Linked DNA regions of Homo sapiens: region 1 is linked to region 2. A link is a contact called in ENCODE Hi-C data. All regions are on one chromosome and are shown on one strand. The core of a region is the stretch at or near the end of the contact, and the rest is flanking DNA. Distances in the headings are between cores, read along the strand shown. Region 1 overlaps PPP5C (protein phosphatase 5 catalytic subunit). Region 2 has its middle 27 kb from the start of IGFL4.

Region 1 (3,141 bases), core at 40-2,539, 310 kb after region 2:
CCGGTGGGCCTTCAGGAGCTGAGTCCCTTCTGGTCTGGACTGAATGACCTTCCTCAGGAGCAGGAGCCCAGCAGGGCATCTTCACTGTCCCAGCTAGACCTTGCGTGTCGCAGCAGCTACAGTAGCAGCAGGCCTTGGGATGAGCACTTGCCTGCTGCTGCCTGGCATTAAGTTCTCACGACAATCCTCCAGGGGGTGCTGGCACCACCCCTACTTTCTAGAAACTGAGGGAGGCTTGAGATGTGAGGCCGCCTGTCCTGGCAGGCCTGGATTCAGACCCAGGAGGCCTAGTCCCAGAGCCCAGGCTCATAACCACTGCCCCACGCTGCCTCCCTGGAGGGCATGCAGTGTGCCCCAGGGACGAGAGGCCCAGGCAGGGAGGGGAGGTGGTGGAAGGGGAGCCCATCCCAGCGTGCATAGCGGAAATCAGGAGCCTGGGCTTTGGCGCAGTTTCGCCTGGGAGAGAAGGGAATCCTGGCTTCCTGGGTGGGTGACTTCACCTCCCCGGGCCTTGGTTTTCTTGTCTGTCAGATGAGGATTGTGAAAACACTGCCATGTAGAGGTGCATGGAGGATAAATGAGCAAGTGAATTGCTTACACAATATTAGGCACATAGTAAGTGCTCTAGAAGTGAGCTGTGTATTATTATTGTTGCCGCTGCCACTGTTGGTATTCCCACTCCCTTTCTCCTCCCTGCGCTGTCATTGTTTGCCTTCATCTGCCTTCCCAGCCCGCCCACCCCTGGAGAACAGGAGACTGGCGGGGAGGAAATGCTCAGTCACTCATTCATTTCTTTGGAGAAAGGGGGGAAGGGAAATTCATTGACTGCTGCACGCACAGCTATGGCTGAGCCTCAGCCCTGCCCTCACAGGGCCACCTTCCAGCGGGGTGGACAGACCGGTTCCGAACCAGCAGGGCTCACGGCTGGAACAAGGGAGCCCAGGGGCCTTTGGGAGCCCAGAGGGGGTGCCTGACCCAGCCTCTGGGGCTTCCTAGAGGAGGGATCAGTGGGGCTGAGACCTGGAGGAGGAGCTGGAGGTGCAAATGAGGTGCTCTGGGCAGAGGCAGCCTGCATAAAGGCCTGGAGCCAGCATGCCGGGGACATGAGTGGTCTGGCTGGGAGGTATAGAGGGGTGGGAGGAGCCGCATGGGCCAGGCCACATGCTGGTTTGGATGCCAGCCGGGTGTGGGCACATAACCACTCCTCATTGGGAAGGATGCCAGGGGCTGCCTGGCACTGTCTTCCTCCCCTGCCTTACACCCACCCACAGCCCAGGTGGAGCTGCCTGGCAGGGTGCCCTAGGCCTGCCCAGACAGGGAGGAGGCCGTGGCCTGCTGGGCCTGGGCTCTTCTCACCCCGCTTGGCGCACACACCTGTTTCCAGCATGGATGAGCCTCACCCCCTGCTTCTGTCACACCAACCTGCAGGGGTCAGTGGGTGTCTCTGTGGAGGTTTCTGAGTCACGCTGCCAGGCTTTCCACCAGAGGCCACCCCTGCTCCTTGAGGGCCGGCCCTGGGACCTCCCAGTCTGTCCTCTGGCACAGGAGATACGGGGGTCTGCTCCTGGGGAGGCTAAGGATGGTGGGCAGGTCAGACGGGGGTCTACGTGACTAAACAGGTGAAGTCACTTGCCCAAAGTCACATGGCAAGTAAGTAGCAGAGCCAGGATCTGAATCCAGCCCCCAAATCCAGTCTGCTTTTCAGGTTAGAAGATCAGAGTTTGCAGGAATCGGGGTAAATAAGGTTGCGGGGATAGGGCTCCTTTCACTGGGAACTTGCTATGTCCCAAAGCTGAACGCCCCATGCCTATTGTGTATGATCTGGTCATCAGCGCAGCAGCCCCAGAAGGGGGACCGTGAAGAGCAGTGGGCGCCCACGTGGAGTTTCCTTTCACCTGGCACCACTGTGCAGGGTTCACAAGCATTCACCCATGCAGCTCTCCCAGTGGCCCTCTTGAGGGAGATATATATGGTTCTCAGTCCCACCTCAGAGAGAAACTGAGCCACAGAGAGGCAGACTCACCTGCCTGAGGTCACCCAGCTCATGACTTGCAGAGCTGGGATTTGAACCCGGTCTCAGGGATCTGTGACCCTCAGTTCCTCTCTTCAGTGGACAAAACAGGGAAATCTTTTGTCCTGGGCCTCCCCAGAGTGTGAGGGAGGGAAGTAACAGCACTCGGTGCTGCTGCCCACCTGCCCCTGCTGCATGCCGGGCCCCCTGTGTTACTTATTCCTTCCCACAGCCCTGGCAGGGGAGCCCTGTGTCACCTCCCTGTTAGAGATTAGGTAACCTGGGCTTGGGGAGTCCATGTCGTCCAGCAAGTCATTGGCCCTTTGTGTGAGTCTGGGCTGTTCTGTGACCGTAGACCCAGCCGGGCCCTTCCTCTCATGCTCCGCCACCTTGGTAGTCACGATAGTAGCATCAGGACCTGTGCTTGGGATGCTGCTCACCCCACAGGGATTCTCACAGGGCACCTGAAGCTGAGCCCGCAGTCCTCAGACAGGCAGTTGTTTGATTTTAGCGCGCTCATAGCTAAGATTGATGAAGTGCACCCATGCGGGCAGCTTTGCTGTGCCCAGTTTTGGGGTGCAGAAACCAAGGCTCGGCAGTTAAATACGTCTAGGGTTGCACCATCAGCACCTGGCGCCCAGGCGGTCTGACTTCCACTTTCATGGAACCCAGGGCTGGGCAGCCTGGGGGCAACCGCTGTGCCCCCACCTCAGCCTCAGTGTGCACGCCCCTTCCCTCCCACCCAGGTGGTCAAGGTGAAGCCCCATGACAAGGATGCCAAAATGAAATACCAGGAGTGCAACAAGATCGTGAAGCAGAAGGCCTTTGAGCGGGCCATCGCGGGCGACGAGCACAAGCGCTCCGTGGTGGACTCGCTGGACATCGAGAGCATGAGTGAGTCAGGCCTGGATGCTCCACGCTCCAGCCCAGAACATTCCACACGGGCCTTCTCCATTCCCTGGGGGTGGGGTTGGGCTCAGGGGTGGCCCCTTGTTCTGTCCCCAGGCTGGTGTCTGTCGCTCCTCTGCCTGTGTTCCAGGGCGCTCCATCCACAGCCCAAAGCTGGGCCTCACGCTTCCCAGTGAGCGAGATTGGAGAGCCATGGTCCCCCTGCCATTTCACGGGCCCTT
Region 2 (3,390 bases), core at 679-3,178:
TTCCCCATGACCCAAACACCTCCTGCCAGGCCCCACCTCCAATACTGGTGATTATATTTCAACATGAGATTTGGAGAGGACATTCAACCTATATCAACCATTTAAATTTAAAGTTGAGGAATGAAAACATTTAAGAGCAAGTAAGCATGAATTATGTTCACCCAATCGTACTCCTAAAACCATCTCAGCTCCTCTCCTTCAGCCAAGGGCATGTCCTCATGTCCAATCTGGTTCTCACTGGAGAGATTTGGGAGTGGGAACTCTGCAATCTTGCTGTGGTCAATAAAAGAACCTCCCAGAGGCTCACAGGGGCTTCAAGCTTCAATCGTAGTCCCCATTTCAGATCCTCTGACACTCTCCCATCCACTCTCCTTGTGCCTGCTTCAAAGCCACAGCAAACAGAAGCCAAACCTTTAGTAAGGATGATCCCAATCTCAATTCCAACCCCAGCCCCAGCATATCCACCTTTGCCTATACCTAACACTACTATCTGGACATCCGCTTTCAGCCCAGGCCCTCGCTGTTTTCCTCATTGCCTCTGTGGCACCTCAGTCCCAGTTTGCCCTCCACCCATCCAGGAAGCTCACTCCCTTCCCTGGATTCTCATCTTGGCTCTTTTATGAGCTTCCTTGCATGCCTTCACCTTCCTGGGTTCCAGAGAGCCCAAGACCAGCTCCCAGGAATAGTGCCCCTACCCCGATGAGCCTGATCCCAGAAGAATTAGCCCCAAAGTAATGCTGAGCTTTAGCCAGAACAAAAGCTAGCCTAGAAAATTCCCCAGGCAGGAAACAGATGACTGCACATAAGTCTCATTGCCGACCCCATTCGTTTCCCACAGGGGCTTGTCTGCATCCTCATCCACGTGTGCTCAGGCTCAGAGTGAGTTTCAGGTGAGGAAAGAGTGATGAACAAGCAGAATGGAGGAGGAATTTGTGGGGTTGCAGGATGGGGCTCTGACAGGGCCCCAGGTTGGCAGCCAGGTTTGTTTCTCTCTGGGACCCACATCTGATCTATCCCTCAGGAAAGAGTCAGTCAGCCAGCCCCCAGGTGTGGAAACCAGATCTGTGACATCATGGAGAACTGCTCCATGGATAAGCCCATGAGTAAGCCCTAGTGCCATTTACCCAGGTGTGGATTCACCTGCTCCTATGCTCCACTTCCAGCAATGATGACAAACATTCTTTGGTCCCTTGGATCAAAAGACTTTGAGTCAAAAGGTTTCAGGTGTGAACTCTGACTGCACCTTCCCCCATAATCAAAGAAGGATCCAGGTAGGAATCCCTGCCATGCTCCAGGCTGAAGCGGGGAGAGAGCAGCAGAAAAGGAATTTCAATAACTGGGTCCTCCCAAGAGGGGACCCTGCTCTGTTCTCCATCTCTCCACCTTTTGTCACAGATGCTCTTCAACCAATTCCGCCACCATGTGTCACCATGTGTCTCTGAACACAAATCTTAAACAATCTCTTTATCTCTCCAGATGAAGAAAGACCCACCAGGGCAGACAGAGCTGATGTTTCCTTGCAGTGGCTTAGACAGTAATCTGAGGTCCTGGGATACAGGGTACATTAAGATATTAAAGACCTCGAGCTCTGAGTGTCGAATCTCATCATGATGGAATCCAACATAAAACAAGACTGAATGCAAACATGATGCTTAATTGTGTGCGGAATTGAAAAAAATAGTTCTCAATTTTTTTGCTTGCAAATTGTGGGATACGTTTACCAGATTTGAACTTTTCCCTTATTTGTCATCCCGCTTTGTTGATTCTGTAACCAGGGGCTTGGGATTCATTTTGGGGATCCCAAAGCCCTTGTTTGTTGAAGGGTTTCAAAGTCTGGTAGGAGGGTGGTGCACACACAGATAGAATTGTTCATCTGTGGGCGGCCTCTGACTCCCTCCCTGGGTAGGCCTCCAGGCCCAATCCTTCCTTCTGAGGAACCGCCGGGAAAGACTTTGATCAAAACAATTAAATGCATTGGGAGCTCAGTCTGAGGCAATTATGTGGTTTCATAGAGGAAGAGGTAGAGATGACTCAGGCATTTCTGGCCCCATGTCAGCCTCAGGGCAATCACATTCGGGATTTTGCAAAAGACACATTCACTCTGAGCACTGGAGACCTACATCTCTTTGTCCAGTTGACTTAAGTTCTCACCAAGTGAATATCTTCATGCTAAAGACAGTTTCATTTGTGATTAGGGACAGGAGAGCATGTTTCCCCTCGGTCCTCTGATTCTGACTGGAGGGGCAGTGCTGAGTTCTGGATCGGGGCTGCTGGCAGTACGTGGGAAAGCTGTCCTATCAGTACTGTATAGAACAGGTGGTCAGAGAAAATGCCTCCCTGGAAAACCTTTTCACATGGTTGAATGTCCCCAGACATGAGAGGGAGTGGAGGACTTTGTTCTAGAGCCCACCTCAGAGGCCAGGCACTGCCAATGCCATGAGCAAAATCTTCCACCTCTTTCCCCCAATTTTCTCTCCATCTGGATTCTGTGTTGCTGAGGTCATTTGCTCTGTCTCTTCCTACCCTCTGTATTCTTCTCTCTCATCTGACTGACTTTTCTCACTCAATTTTCAAATATCACCTAAAATAATAATACAGATAAGAAACAAATGTATTCTAATGAAAATGTTCAGTCTGAGAAGTAAAGATTACATGGTGAGCATTGATAATTTTTATCATGCTTCCTACCCTCCCCAAAGGTAACTGCATTTAAGATGTAGTGTTTGTATTTTTCCATAAATTCTGTATAGTTGAATACATATAAGTCTACATATATGCCACACTTTTCCCTTCTTATAAATAAGATATCATACATCCCCCCCTTGAAGCCCTAAAAGCCCACAGATCACAGATAATTCTCATGGCTGCCTAGATTTCTATTTTATGGATAAATTGTAATTTATTTCATTTGTCTTCTTTTTGAAAATTATGTAGGTTGTTTGCAATATTTCAGCCTTACCCTAAAAATTCTGCAACAAATATTCTTGTATGTACATATTTGGGCACTTTAATTAGAGTGTTTAGTCAACAGCAATAGATGTGAAAATTCTGAAGCAAATTGTGTAAGATGCTCTGAGCCATATGCATAGGGAAAAATCTAAACAATAGATTAGACTAAAGCAATAAACATGAATGAACAGGTTCAGGGTTTCAGTTTTAAGAATTGAAACATATTTTGAATGGCAGCCAGTAAAATGCACTGACTCCAAACACTTCAAACAAGACATTCCTGTTATCAGGAAGGTTAGGAGGGTAACGCTTGTTTTGTTCACTAAGCTGGGTGGACTCATGATTACTGAAGCAATACTCATTTCTGCTTTAGTCTCCTATGTTTGCATCCCATGAAGCTCAAATACGAATTGAAGCAAATCTCTAAGATTTTTTTTTTTT

Evidence for each region. Hi-C counts contacts between places; a loop is a spot of excess contacts on that map. Pooled maps may share reads with other maps.
Region 1: a map of PC-9 shows a loop between it and region 2 (2.6-fold over the local background). The contact joins two enhancer-like sites. A Hi-C loop is called at or near these places in 2 of 168 maps with a recorded cell type or tissue (MCF 10A and PC-9) and 2 of 50 pooled maps.

The regions. Positions count from the first base shown.
Region 1 is chr19:46,372,847-46,375,987 of GRCh38, forward strand. PPP5C (protein phosphatase 5 catalytic subunit) reads left to right here. Exons shown (of 13, transcript NM_006247.4): 3 at 2,758-2,905. Among named protein-coding and RNA genes, the nearest start is that of PPP5C, 27 kb to the left of the region's middle. Within about 2 kb of position 1,290, at least 26 of the 41 ENCODE cell types and tissues checked have a DNase peak (open chromatin) inside an H3K27ac peak, as active enhancers do; they include PC-9, where a contact is called at or near this core.
Region 2 is chr19:46,066,768-46,070,157 of GRCh38, forward strand. It overlaps a transcript of IGFL4 not described here. Among named protein-coding and RNA genes, the nearest start is that of IGFL4, 27 kb to the left of the region's middle. Within about 2 kb of position 1,929, at least 3 of the 41 ENCODE cell types and tissues checked have a DNase peak (open chromatin) inside an H3K27ac peak, as active enhancers do; they include PC-9, where a contact is called at or near this core.